Linked DNA regions of Homo sapiens: region 2 is linked to region 1. Evidence: chromatin contacts called from ENCODE Hi-C data. All regions are on one chromosome and are shown on one strand. The core of a region is the stretch at or near the end of the contact, and the rest is flanking DNA. Distances in the headings are between cores, read along the strand shown. Region 1 holds the start of SLC24A3-AS1 (SLC24A3 antisense RNA 1). Region 2 overlaps SLC24A3 (solute carrier family 24 member 3).

Region 1 (3,689 bases), core at 623-3,122:
CAGCTCTGAGCATTAGGTTCAGCCATATGCAGAACCAGCAAGGATGGGGGGATTCTGTTCCCTGTTGCTGGGGTGTGTTTTGGGGGCAGGTGGTTGGTCTCTCTGTGAGTAGCATTGCTCACTGTATTGGGAAATACCGTTCTCAGAGTGACAGATGTAGAAGCATAAAGCACATTCAAAGTCATTCCAAGAGTGGAAATAACTCAGCCTCACAGATAGAAAAGAAAATGTCTAGGTAGATAAAAAGAACGTGAACCCGGGATCTGCCTGTGTTGGCAGGGGCCACACAGGGAAAGGGAGGAGAGGAAAGGCTTCAGGAGGAATATGGGAGGAAGCAAAAGCAAGCTGAGTCATGCTGCGAAAAGCAGGTCCAAAGGGAATATGGATCCAGGAGGGACAATCTTGATTTCCTTACCTGCAGACCAAAAGAACCGGGCTTGGTTTCTGAGGCCCTTGATTCAGAACCAAATTCCACAAGGAAGATGATCATGCCTGAAACAGGAGAAGTTCTGTTCAAATCCTAACACATCAAGGGCTGGGTCAGAGCCCACGTGCTTCATGAAGCTTGCTTGGACCACCCCAGACTGCAGCATTCTTTTCTGACTGCTGCTGGTATAAAATGTCTCCACATGTGCTGTTAAATATGGACATTCAATGGCAATTTCAATTCAAGTGAATTCAAACCAACTAAAATTAAATATTCAGATTCTCAGTTGCACCAACTACATGTCAAATACTCGATAGTTGGATCACAGATGACAGCACAGGTCCCAAAACATTTCCATCATCACAGAAAGAGCTATTGGACAGGGTGGTCAGAACTTGCAGTTGTCTTTGGATGTATCTCCTGTCTTTCCAGCCCAATTGCAAACATCTCAAGGGTGTAGAGCAAATATGTAAATCTGAGGGCCTTATCTCTACCCCGGGTCTTAGAGTCACACTGACCTGAAGCTGTGGACTTTGGCCAAATAGCCAGGTTCTCAGAGTCTCTGTGTGCTTCTCTAGAAGTTGACATCATCATTCTGATCTTTCATGATTGCTGTGAGAATTACTAATAAAGTGTGGACAGCTTAGTGCCCTGGGTTTGATGGCACTGTAGTAGGAGTGTATTCGTGAATTTCCCACCCTCTGTCCTGGGGCATCATTACGGGTGGGGCACAGTGCAAGATTCCTAGAGCAACATTCTCCAGCTACTCCCTGCAGAGCGAGTCTGTCAGCAGGCCACACCGCAGGTAGCTCAGGTCTAAACAGACCGTCATCTAGACAGGAGGCTTCAGTACCATCTTCCCATGTAGGCAAGCCCTGAAGACCTCAGGCTTGGCAATGAATGCCATCATCTCTGCTGCATTGACTATTTCTAACAACAGGATCAGAACATTGCCACAGACACATGTGAGCCCTGGTTACCTCCATGCCCTTACCAGAATGCTGTCGAAGCTGGCTCCTCGGTCTGGACTGGACAGATATTTTATGAAAAAAGTTGAGAGCCAAAGCACCCATAAGGTCCTGATTTAGAAGCATCATTTTAATAATATTCATCTTCTCTGCCTCTAACTTGTTGTTGGGTGAAATGGTTGAGCAGGAGTGAGGTGAGGGCAGGTTCATTCTAAAACTTTGTTCAGTTTTCCTTAAGAGGCCCTGGGCACAATGAATACTACTTGTGCTGGTTAAATATAGTGCCATCTGCCCTCGAAAATCTTAAATAGAGAGGCTAGGAAGTGAGCCCTGTGGTTCCTGGACTCTCTCCCTTCCTATTTATGATGATGTCAGCGGCAGCAGTACACTTAACAGAGCCTACGGAGCAGGCTTCCCTCTGTGCTTGGAGGAGTGAAGATTTACACAGGGACTTGAGTGTTTGGGGTGCAGTGTGTGTCCTGGCTGTCTGAGTTATGGTGGCAAGGTCACAGGCAGGAGTTAATTTGGCATTTGTCATAAAGTACACCCAGCTGCCACTTGTGATGTCATGGGGCTTCTCAGACTGTGCTGTCAGAAGCCCTGGCTTTAGATGCTATTAGAGGAAGCCTGTAGATTCAGAGACTGGAGACAGAGTTACCTCTATTCTGGTTATATTCCCTGTTGGGGCATGATTCTGGTTTGCCTCTCAGATTACCATTTCCTCACCTACAAAATAGATCTTCAACTACATTTATCCCTTCCCTTGCACACATCCATTTATTCCAAGAAATTTCAAGAATAGAAATTCAAGAAAACTTCTTCCCCTTGACACTCTCCCATTTCCCTTAATAACTGCTGTGTTTGCAGAATTCCATGCCATACCTCAAGCCTTCCTCTACTCCCTCTCCCCTCCTCCCCTTCCCTCTGCCCTGCCTTCTCCCTTTCTCTCTGTCTGAAAACCAGGAGCACAGAGTGCCCAGTTTTGGTGCCAGAGAAAGCCCAGGGTGCTGTCTTCTGATGACAGCTGCTACTTTAAGGATATATTACTTTATACATTTTCTGCTTTCAAAAAAATGGCACTGGGCGCGGTGACTCACGCCTATAATCCCAGCACTTTGGGAGCCCAAGGCGGGTGGATTACTTGAGGCCAGGAGTTCGGGACCAGCCTGGGCAACATGGTGAAACCCCATCTCTATAAAATGTACAAAAGTTAGCCAGTCGTGGTGGTGTGAGTCTGTGGTCCCAGCTACTTGGGGGGCTGAGGTGGAAGGATCAACTGAGCCTGGGAGATGGAGGTTGCAGTGAGCTGAGATCACTCCACTGCACTCCAGCCTGGGTGACAGAATGAGACCCTGTCTCAAAAAAAAAAAAAAAAAAAAAAAAAGGCATTTTTCCTTTGCCCCTTGAAGACCTAGTTTTGGTAGAAATTTGTGATTTTTTTTTTTTTTTCTACCTTCAGAACTGCATGAACAAGACTGACTGACCTCCGGGCTCCAACTTTTCTTTGCAATTGTTCCAGCTCTCTGTGAATTTTTAAGGTTGTTTTCTTAGCCTGACACTGCCGACTTCATCTGAAGCCTGGAAACATTTTTTTTTTTTTCTTTTGGCAAGTAACACTTGAAATTGTTTACTCAGATGACCTATTAAGAGAAATTTAACTTTGAATAATTTGATCCATGGAAAATTAAGTTAGCTAAATGTAATATTGAAGATGGTAGACAACTGTAGCAGAAATGAATTCTTTGTAATATTTATTTGTGCACTTTACAGAATTTTATTTATACACTTTGCAGTGTGTCTCCAGAAAAATATATCATCTTTTGGTTTTTGGTTCCTTGATATTTTAAGGAAATGAGCTTTTCCTCAGAGTGCTTTTTCCAAATAAACTTTGGAAGAAGGAAAATATTTAAAATGATGGCCTTTGGTGTGGGCTTCACTGTGAGATCACTGGATTTCCCTTGATAAAGGATCATCCCACTCTGTCTGGCTTAGCTGGGCCTAAGGCCTCGAAAAGTGAAGAGGATGCTTGGCCTGTGTTTCAAGACCAAAGTCAGGCTGGCAGGGCACTGCCCTATGGGGATGGCCAGGAGTGCCTACAGGTCAGCTATTGACTGGCCCGAAGCCCACAGTTAACAGTTAAATGTGAGCTGCAGTTGACGAGGGAAACCGGGAAGTCTATATGAGAGAAGCAACAGGAGGGGAGGTTCAAGGGGTGCCTGTGGTCCATAAACAAGAACTGGAGTCCAGGCACAGACCAGCAAGCAGAAAACATGCGTTCAGGGTACTGGCCATGA
Region 2 (3,689 bases), core at 488-2,987, 120 kb after region 1:
AATATTGTAGCAGCCCATCCCGAAGTGCTTATTACATTAGAACATTTAGTGCTTTTAAAGATGGTGTGTGTGTGTGTGTGTGTGTGTGTGCGTGCGTGTGTGTGTGTGTGAGAGAGAGAGAAAGCATATCTAAATGTTGGTACCAAATCATACCCCATTGGAAAGATTCAATTTTCTGAAATTCCACCTAAGAATTTTTGTATGTATATATGAAGGCAATTGTGAAATTATAGAGAATTAGCAAAGTTTATTTAGAATTTGAGGGGTTTGGAGTGCAGTTTTACAGATTTTCTGACTCTCTTTTCTTTAATGTCCATGCAGAGACTAACATAATTGACTTTTAGATCTTTATCCAGAGAGTCAATCCAATTCAATTCAAAAATGTTTATTGCCAGTCCACTCTGAACAAACAGGATGTGATTTCTACCTTAAAGGAATTTACAGTCTAGCTGGGGCTCAAGACACATGTTGACACATTTATTGCAATACAGAGTGATGAATGCAGTGAGAAAAGTGGGGTGAGCTACAGGAGACTGGCAGACAGACTGAAAGGTAGCACAGAGGGGGAAATCATTACATTTGGGGACCTGGGGGTGCAGTAGACATCACAGCGTGCTCTATGCCCTCGGTGGCTGGTTCAGCACCCCAACTAGAATGAGACAGTGCCATGACCTTGCCATCCCAAAGCACAGTGAGGTTATTTGTTTGCTTTTTCTATTGTAAGTTAGAGAAATATTGCACCCCATTTATGAGGTACTAAGTTTCCAAGACACAAGTGTAATCCCTGGTGATGTGAAGGGAGGGGTCCAGTAAGAGAAGGCAGTTGACATGTGGTGCTGCCAGGTGTCTGTGACTAGCACAGACACATATCACTCACCAATCATGGCACTCTTTTCTGTTGATCTCTGACAACACGGTGAACCAGGTAGTTTCTACCAATCTGTGAGGTTGGGATCCAGAGGATATCAATTGACAATTACCAGAGGATCTGTTTCTGGAAACTGAGTAAGAAGATGGGATCTTGTTGGATGCATTAATCCAGAGACGATGGAGGCATCCAAGGACTGGAGCGCCTCCTTGTCACAGAGTCCACAAGCAGAGTGGTTGAGCATTCTGGGAGTGTATTTGGCAGCAGCAGCACTAAGAGGATGGCGGTAGGAGACCTTTGGATAGTTGGAAATGCCCTTCAGATGGAAAGCATTCGCCATCTTTAGTTTTTCTGTGTCCCGGTGCTGTGTCCTCATTCCTGTCTTCCTCCTGTGAGTTGAGAACGGGGCAGGTCGTGCTCTGATGCTGCAGCTCCTGCTGCTTCCAGTGTGAAGGGGCACCTGGCAGAGCAGAGCTGCCTTTCATGTCGGACACAGAGGAGGGAAAATAACAACAAAGTTTTCCTGCTTTAGAAGAGAACTGCAGGAAAGATGCAGCAGAGAGAGCTCTTCGTGGAGAATAAATGAATCACGGAAGTGTCTATTTTAGGAATCTTTACTCTTGATTAATCTCAGACATAGAAAGAAAAGAAAGGAAAACAAGTAGCCAAGAACAACAATAGTAATGATAGTTGTCATTTAAACTATGCCCTTCTTTTCCATGTTATATAGGTTCCCATTCTCCACCATATTGATGTCTGAATCTTTTATATTTTAGCAAGGACATATTGGCAATGGTCAGTCTCTATCATGGCGTCTGCATGCTAACCATGAAACCGCCACAGAAGAATTTGGCAGAAGGTGTCACTGAAATAGGAGTAAGTCCTTCTACTTCTTTCTGCATTCGTGGTGGTTGGGACACACCAAGGATGAAGGCTGCTACAGTTCTAAGGAAACCTTGTGGCTTTATGGGAGTAAACCTGTAAAACTGGTTCCTTCTCTGAACATTCTTTCTGTAACACTTAAAAAAATACCAACAGTTTGCAAAACGCTTCTAAGAATAGAAAAGAAGTCCTCCCTTACCTCAATAAAATGTGGGAATAAAATGTTGAGTACAAATGCCTTTGAACTCAGAAACTGGAGAATTTGTAATATTTTACTTTTGTCTGATTGTGAAACACATGCCTGTTCATTGGAGAAAAGTTGTAAAACACTAAAGTACCAAGTAAAAAATACTAATTATATCATTCAGATATACCATTAACATTTAGTATATTTGTTGTCATTAAAAATTCTATAAACATTTTTTTTAAATCTACATAATGCTTTGCCATTCCTAAGAGATTAACCCGTATAATAATTTTCCCCTTTTTCTAGTGAGGGTTTATTTTTGACATTAAAAATACTTTTTTTTTTTTTTTTTGAGACAGAGTCTCGCTCTGCCACCCAGCCTGGAGTGCAGTGGCATAATCTCAGCTTACTGCAGCCTCCACCTCCCAGGTTCAAGCGATTCTCCTGCCTCAGCCTCCCAAATAGCTGGGACTACTGGTGCACACCACTACTCCCGGCTAATTTTTGTATTTTTGGTAGAGACAGGGTTTCACCATGTTGGCCAAGCTGGTCTCGAACTTCTGGCCTAAAGTGATCCACCCACCTCAGCCTCCCAAAGTGCTGGGATTACAGGTGTCAGCCACCACACCCGGCCTAAAAATACTGTTCTGATGACCATCCTTGTGCCAAAATTGGTGTCTCCATTTTTGTCTATGTCATTAGGAGAGATTCCTAGAAGCAAAATACTGGTCAAAGGGTTATGGACAATTTAACACTCCTCTGGAAATAAAGGACATCCATATAATGTGGCAAATAATTTATAAAGCATTTCACCAGGGAAATGAGATTTGCCTTCATGTTTTCATTCATTCATTTGTTCATTCGGGAAACATTTATTGAGCTCCTGCTGTATGCTTTCACTGTTCTGGGCGCAAGAGACACAGGGATGCACATGAGAAATAGTTTGGCTAAAGGGAGAAGACGATCCAGAAACACATCAAAGCACCAGATATTATCAGGGAGAGTTCCGTGAAGAGCTCAGTGTTCTTGGGTCATGTTACTGAGTTGATTGGTGAGGAGGGAGACTTAGAGCTTCTTTAGATTGTAGATCCAGGAGGCCTCTCTGAGAAGGTGACTCATAGGCTGGGACTGAATTACAAGGAGACACCCTATGAAGACCAGGGAGAAGGAGGAGCCCTTCCCAGGAAGAGGCGCAGCAGGAGCAGAGGCCCTGCAGGGGACCTCTGTGCATGGGCGAGGGGAGGTGGAAACAGCTGCAGGGATAGTGGGTTCAGGAAGCAAAACATGAGTGCAGATGTTGACACTGAAGGGTCTAGAGGCAGGATGTTTCCCATCAGGTGAAGACCAGGGTGTGCAGCTTTTGGAGAGTATGCATGACCTGAGAAGGAGGAGAATGTTCTGTGCCGGATCAGACAAGTGAACTAGAAAAGGTTCTGAGCACCTTTGTGGATGAGCCACTGAGTCAGAAAGACTGCAGCACAATTATGCTCAAATGTCTCATTGGAGAAGGAGTAGGGGAGATACATTTCTTATATGATTGTAACAAGCAAGGAAAAATAACCCAAGTGTCAAGCTAGGAAAATGATGCAATAAATTATGATAGACTTGAAGTATAAAATATTATGTGACTATTTACAATCATGCTTGTGAAGAATTTTAATAACATAGGAAAATACTAACACTACTATGTTGAATTTTAAAAGATCTAAAATTATACATAAAAAACTATACACAGTTATATAACTGTGCTAT

The links. Hi-C counts contacts between places; a loop is a spot of excess contacts on that map. Pooled maps may share reads with other maps.
Region 2: a map of Caco-2 shows a loop between it and region 1 (3-fold over the local background). The contact joins the enhancer-like site here to the promoter of SLC24A3-AS1 in region 1. A Hi-C loop is called at or near these places in 1 of 168 maps with a recorded cell type or tissue (Caco-2) and 2 of 50 pooled maps.

Annotation. Positions count from the first base shown.
Region 1 is chr20:19,282,724-19,286,412 of GRCh38, forward strand. It overlaps SLC24A3-AS1 (SLC24A3 antisense RNA 1), which reads right to left and starts at 1,873. Exons shown (of 8, transcript NR_024564.1): 1 at 1,422-1,873; 2 at 416-492. All of the region lies in intron 2 of SLC24A3 (solute carrier family 24 member 3), which reads left to right.
Region 2 is chr20:19,406,119-19,409,807 of GRCh38, forward strand. The region is part of intron 2 of SLC24A3 (solute carrier family 24 member 3); the gene reads left to right. Among named protein-coding and RNA genes, the nearest start is that of SLC24A3-AS1, 120 kb to the left of the region's middle. Within about 2 kb of position 1,738, at least 3 of the 41 ENCODE cell types and tissues checked have a DNase peak (open chromatin) inside an H3K27ac peak, as active enhancers do.